2 separate regions of the Homo sapiens genome follow, and region 2 is linked to region 1. Evidence: read pairs that join two places in POLR2A ChIA-PET (ENCODE). Cell type or tissue: OCI-LY7. All regions are shown on one strand. Each heading gives the region's core, and the rest is flanking DNA. Links, peaks and the distances in the headings are about the cores only. Region 1 overlaps DCLRE1A (DNA cross-link repair 1A). Region 2 has its middle 44 kb from the start of ADRB1.

What was found. Peaks named below come from ENCODE experiments on the same cell type or tissue, not always from the same donor. Only the 100,000 strongest peaks of a DNase experiment are listed, where the experiment ranks them.
Region 2: POLR2A ChIA-PET joins it to region 1 with 12 read pairs; 3 of 35 experiments call an interaction of 5 or more read pairs at or near these places.

The regions. Positions count from the first base shown.
Region 1 is chr10:113,849,167-113,852,086 of GRCh38, reverse strand. It overlaps DCLRE1A (DNA cross-link repair 1A), which reads left to right. Exons shown (of 9, transcript NM_014881.5): 2 at 1,443-2,920. Among named protein-coding and RNA genes, the nearest start is that of DCLRE1A, 3.5 kb to the left of the region's middle. RefSeq lists an enhancer at 233-452. In OCI-LY7, for the core only: a CTCF peak has its summit at 292; DNase peaks (open chromatin) are centred at 366 and 1,546; H3K4me3 peaks cover 2,024 bases.
Region 2 is chr10:114,086,370-114,089,289 of GRCh38, reverse strand. No RefSeq gene overlaps it. Among named protein-coding and RNA genes, the nearest start is that of ADRB1, 44 kb to the right of the region's middle. In OCI-LY7, for the core only: a CTCF peak has its summit at 1,452; a DNase peak (open chromatin) is centred at 1,399.

The DNA.
Region 1 (2,920 bases), core at 286-2,785:
GGTATTACAGGCATGAACCACCGCGCCCGGCCCCAGTTGGTGGTTATTATGGAACTCCATAGAAAATTATAAATAGGCTGGGCACAGTGGCTCATGCCAGTAATCCCAGTACTTTGGGAGGTGGAGGCAGGCGGATCACTTGAGCCTAGGAATTCAAGACCAGCCTGTGCAACATGGTGAAACCCCATCTTTACAAAAAAAATTACCAAAAATTAGCCAGGTGTGGTGGGCTACTTGGAAGGCTGAGGTGGGAGGATCACCTGAGCCCAAGAGGTCGAGGCTGTAGGGCCCTGTGATCATGCCAGGGCACTCCAGCCTGGGTGGGGCGACAGAGGGAGACCTTGTCTGAAAAAAAAAAAAAAAAGTATAGATATAATGTGGTTTCTAAATATGGTTATGTTTTAGTCATCGTGCTATGTATACAGGAAGAGGAACTGTGAAGGAGTCCTAGGTGATTAAGATTCTAACAAAAAACGTGTCAAATGATAATAAAAGTATGCTATGTTTTTTATCTTTTAAAATATGTAATAAGTATTTAATGTAGAAAATCCTACTTGGAATACATATGGAGAACAGGTTGTTGTGATGATTTATATATTTTGAAATCATTTATATTCCATATATGGATTTTTTTAATCTGAAAAAGTTAAAATTCAGTAAAATAAAAAAATACTCAATATGGCTTTCATGTTAGCTATGATTCAGAATACATTTTATTATTAACCTGTAGTTATTTTAAAGTACTGCATGAAGATACAGAAAAAAAACAACTCTTCTTTAAATTTGGCATTAGCCTTTCCCAGAAAAGGATAGCAAGTGAAAACCTCACAAATTTGCTAGTAATTTTCTTTCATGTAACTTGAAAATCAAGAATGGAAATTGGAGTCCATGGTTGAAGACCTTAGGGTAAAATGTCATATAGATGAAGCCACCTCAAAAAATTTTTCTTTTGGTTTTTCACTAAACTCCTTTGAGTAGACTCTCAGATGGCTCTTGAATTAAATTCCATTCTATAACAAATGCTTTTAAGAGGCATTTTTAAGTTAGGTTGTAAGCCATGAAGTTTTCTAATTTAATATAACAAATATAACATCTTTTTTGAGGGGAGGGAGGTGTCATTTTTTGATAAATCTGGAAATTAACATACACAGGGATATACCAAGATGGCTTATAGAAAGTTTCTCAATCATGGTAGTATGATAGGGAATAGTTTCCAAATTAGTAAAGCCTTATAATTAACCAATTTCTCAAATTCTATTCTTAGAATAGAATCTAAAACTTGTTCAGTGTATCAACAATTATAACTAATCTTATTAAAATTGTTGCTTTTTATTATATGCAATGTGGATATTAAATAATGGAACCCAATTTATACTGCTAATGTTGTCAAAGCTTAGTCTATGCTTTGATCGTGTAATATTTTTTCTTTATTAAAATTTCAGAGTGTCCTGATGGTCTTCTGTGTACCTCAACCATTCCTTTTCATTACAAGAGATACACTCACTTCCTGCTAGCTCAAAGCAGGGCTGGTGATCATCCTTTTAGCAGCCCATCACCTGCGTCAGGTGGCAGTTTCAGTGAGACTAAGTCAGGCGTCCTTTGTAGCCTTGAGGAAAGATGGTCTTCGTATCAGAACCAAACTGATAACTCGGTTTCAAATGATCCCTTATTGATGACACAGTATTTTAAAAAGTCTCCGTCTCTGACTGAAGCCAGTGAAAAGATTTCTACTCATATCCAAACATCCCAACAAGCTCTACAATTTACAGATTTTGTTGAGAATGACAAACTAGTGGGAGTTGCTTTGCGTCTTGCAAACAACTCAGAACACATAAATTTGCCATTGCCAGAAAATGACTTCAGTGACTGTGAAATCTCCTATTCTCCACTTCAAAGTGATGAAGACACTCATGATATCGATGAAAAACCGGATGATTCACAAGAACAACTGTTTTTTACCGAAAGCTCAAAAGATGGCAGCCTCGAAGAAGATGATGACAGCTGTGGTTTTTTTAAAAAACGACATGGTCCCTTACTGAAGGACCAGGATGAGAGCTGCCCCAAAGTGAACAGCTTCTTAACTCGGGATAAGTATGATGAAGGATTGTATAGATTCAATAGTCTAAATGATTTGTCTCAACCTATTTCTCAAAATAATGAGAGTACTTTGCCTTATGATCTGGCATGTACTGGTGGTGATTTTGTGTTGTTTCCACCTGCATTGGCAGGGAAGCTTGCTGCTTCTGTTCATCAGGCAACTAAAGCAAAACCTGATGAGCCAGAATTTCACTCAGCTCAATCAAATAAACAGAAACAGGTAATTGAAGAATCATCTGTTTACAATCAAGTTTCTCTTCCGTTAGTTAAGAGTTTAATGTTGAAACCTTTTGAAAGTCAGGTAGAAGGGTATCTTTCTTCCCAACCAACCCAAAATACAATTAGAAAATTATCAAGTGAGAACTTGAATGCTAAGAATAATACTAACTCAGCATGTTTCTGCAGAAAGGCATTAGAGGGTGTGCCAGTTGGTAAAGCTACAATTTTAAATACAGAAAACTTGTCTAGTACACCTGCTCCGAAGTATTTGAAAATATTGCCTTCTGGTCTTAAGTATAATGCAAGACATCCTTCTACCAAGGTAATGAAGCAAATGGATATAGGTGTGTATTTTGGACTACCTCCCAAAAGAAAGGAAGAGAAATTGCTAGGGGAAAGTGCATTAGAAGGGATAAACTTAAATCCAGTTCCAAGTCCTAATCAAAAGAGGTCCTCGCAGTGCAAGAGGAAAGCAGAAAAATCTTTAAGTGATTTAGAATTTGATGCAAGTACTTTACATGAGAGTCAGCTTTCTGTGGAACTTTCTAGTGAGAGGTCACAGCGTCAAAAAAAGAGATGTAGAAAGTCAAATTCACTGCAGGAA
Region 2 (2,920 bases), core at 187-2,686, 240 kb before region 1:
CCCATTACTTTTTAAATAATCCAAATCTTCCCTCATTGGTTCTTTCATTATCTATTAAGCACTTACATGCTGTTAGATTAATTCTTTTTTTTTTTTTTTTTTTTTTTTTAAGATAGAGTCTCACTCTGTCACCCAGGCTGGAGTGCAGTGCCGTGATCTCGGCTCACTGCAACCTCTGCCTCCCGGGTTCACGCCATTCTCCTGCCTCAGCCTCCCGAGTAGCTGGTACTACAGGCTTGCACCACCGTGCCTGGCTAATTTTTTTGTATTTTTAGTAGAGACGGGTTTTCACTGTGTTAGCCAGGATGGTCTCGATCTCCTGACCTCGTGATCCACCCACCTCGGCCTCCCAAAGTACTGGGATTACAAGTGTAATCCCAGCAAGGGGAGGCAAGGGAGGGAGAGAAACCCTGAGATTCCACCAGCACTGTGCCAGGCAGAGTCGGGGAACTGGGGGACTGCTGCTTATTTAAAGTATTGGCAGGCACACAAAAGCTGCTCGAGAGATGATAGAGTCACCTACGCCCTCATCATTCCATTCTAGCCCCTCCACATGTATGTGCTGATTCGATTTCAATTAATATGGACACATGCTCCCAACACTTCAAACCATAATGGCTTTAGGAATCTGGTGGAGAGTAGAAATCTAGCAGAAGAGGAGTTAAGGAAGTGATTTTGGAAAATTCTAAGAATCCTGATGCTGCTGAAAAAAAAAAAAATAGGTGGGCGCCATGCAGAGCAAACTAGTCCCAATGTTCACGTGAGAGAATGGAGCAGAAGCTGATAGGAAATGGACAGAAGGTCTGGACCCCTAGGAGTTCAGCATTGACCGGCCTAGACCAAAACACAAACACAAAAATGGCCAGGTGCAGTGGCTCACACCTGTAATCCCAGCACTTTGGGAGGCTGAGGCGGGTGGATCACTTGAGGTCAGGAGTTCGAGACCAGCCTGGCCAACACGGTGAAAGCTCTTCCTACTAAAAATACAAAAATTAGCTGGGTGTGGTGGCGCATGCTTGTGGTCCTAGCTACTTGGGAGGCTGAGGCAGGAGAATCACTTGAACCCGGGAGGCAGAGGTTGCGGTGAGCCGAGATCATGCCATTGCACTCCAGCCTGCGTGATAGAGGGAGACTCTGTCTCAAGAAAAAAAAAAAAAACAAAAAACCCACAAAACAAAAACAAAGGAGGCAGTTGGCCCTGGAAGTTTTCAAGACACATCTGTCTTGAAGGAGGCCACCCAAAGTATTGCTCCACTTGAACCTGAAAAGACAGTCCTGAGGTCCTGCCATGTGCCCATCTTTCCACAATAGACACTCCTCATTTGTGTCACCATAAATGCCCACTGTTATCTCTGCCATTGTTATTAGTAGGAGGCTCAAACTAGCGTGGAGATGTTGGTTCACAGGAGAGCCACTGGGTGGGGCAACTTCTAGCTCCTTCCCAGAGTCCCACTGAAAAAGTGGGCACAGCCTATCTTACAGCTGAAAACTGGGGCAGACAGACCACCTCGTGCGAGGAACACGGAGGAGTGTCTATTGTCTATAGCACAGACCCCAGATTAAAGAAAGGGACTGACTCTGTAATGCACACATCAGACAAGCTCCCTGCCCCCAGAGACCACAGCCTGAAAAACAGCAAAGCCCTCCCCACCATATCTATGAATTCCTGGGGCGTATATTCTCATGATCCCTTCTGTCTCTGGCCCCTCTGTCCCTCCAGCTGCCTCTGCATGGCCCCATATCAGTCTGGCCAGAAACGCAAGCCCTTCAATGCTTTTCACAAAGAATTCCCCCATATCAGGCGCTTCATGAGTTTAGTTGCTGTAACTCCATGCTTCTCCACTGGGGCAATTTTGCCTCCTAGGGGTCATTTGGCAAAGTCTGGAGATATTTTTGGACGTCAAAATGGAAGGGGAAGGCTACTGATATCTAGTGGGTAGAGACCAGAAATGCCACAATGCATAGGACAGCCCTCTGACAAGAAAGAATCACCTGACCCCAAGCATCAGTAGTGTCGACATTGACAAATTCTGCCTGAACCGAAGAGGTGAAGGTCATGGGGCTGGTGACCTTGCACGGGGCATGGGTTTCTCCAACTCTATGACTTCACTTTCTCTTTTACCTACTCCGTTACTTCTCAGGAGCAAAACAAATTCCTCACCCTGTGTCATGGCCTACGGTGAAGCGGCCATCTTTAGTAACAAGATTGTGGCTTTGCCGTTTCTTCCATTCGACCAAACAGCTTATCAAATTATTTCTTCCACATACAGTGCACTCCCTAGGCTAAATTCTGGTGAATATAATATTCCCCCAATCTTACTACACACACATGTAAAGGAGTCACTTATCTGGGAAGTGGAAGAGGCTTAGATCCTTACCAATATCCACCCCATTCGACGATCAGGGCTGGGGAGGCGCGTGCATGTGGCTGGGGGAGGCAAGGGAGGGAGAGAAATCCTGAGATCCCACCAGCACTGTGCCAGGCATAGTCAGGGAACTGGGGAGCTGCTTGCTTGGAGAACAACTGTATCAGACAAAGAGTGTTTGCTGCTGTAAACATGAACAGGGCCCCCCGGTATGTAGGGAATCCTCTACCAAGGGCTTATGGTGTTGCTTTTCTCCCTTCTCTTCCCTCCCACCACCATGCTCTCTGCAGAAGCTGCCAGACCTCTGACCCAGGGGAGGGAAGCTGGTGTCAATCTCTTGACTTGTGTAAAAGAAATTCAAACAGGTGGCCCCATCATTCTGAAAGACTGTGCTTCAACTTCCAATAGTGGATGGAGGCTACTCATCCATCTCTCTCTTGAAGACTCAGCTCGGACAGAACGCAGTGGACACGGAAGTCTCCGCAGTTCACCTATCTGAGGAATGGAGCAAATAGCTCCCTGTGAAACAGACTCCGAGCAACAAGGTCCTAATC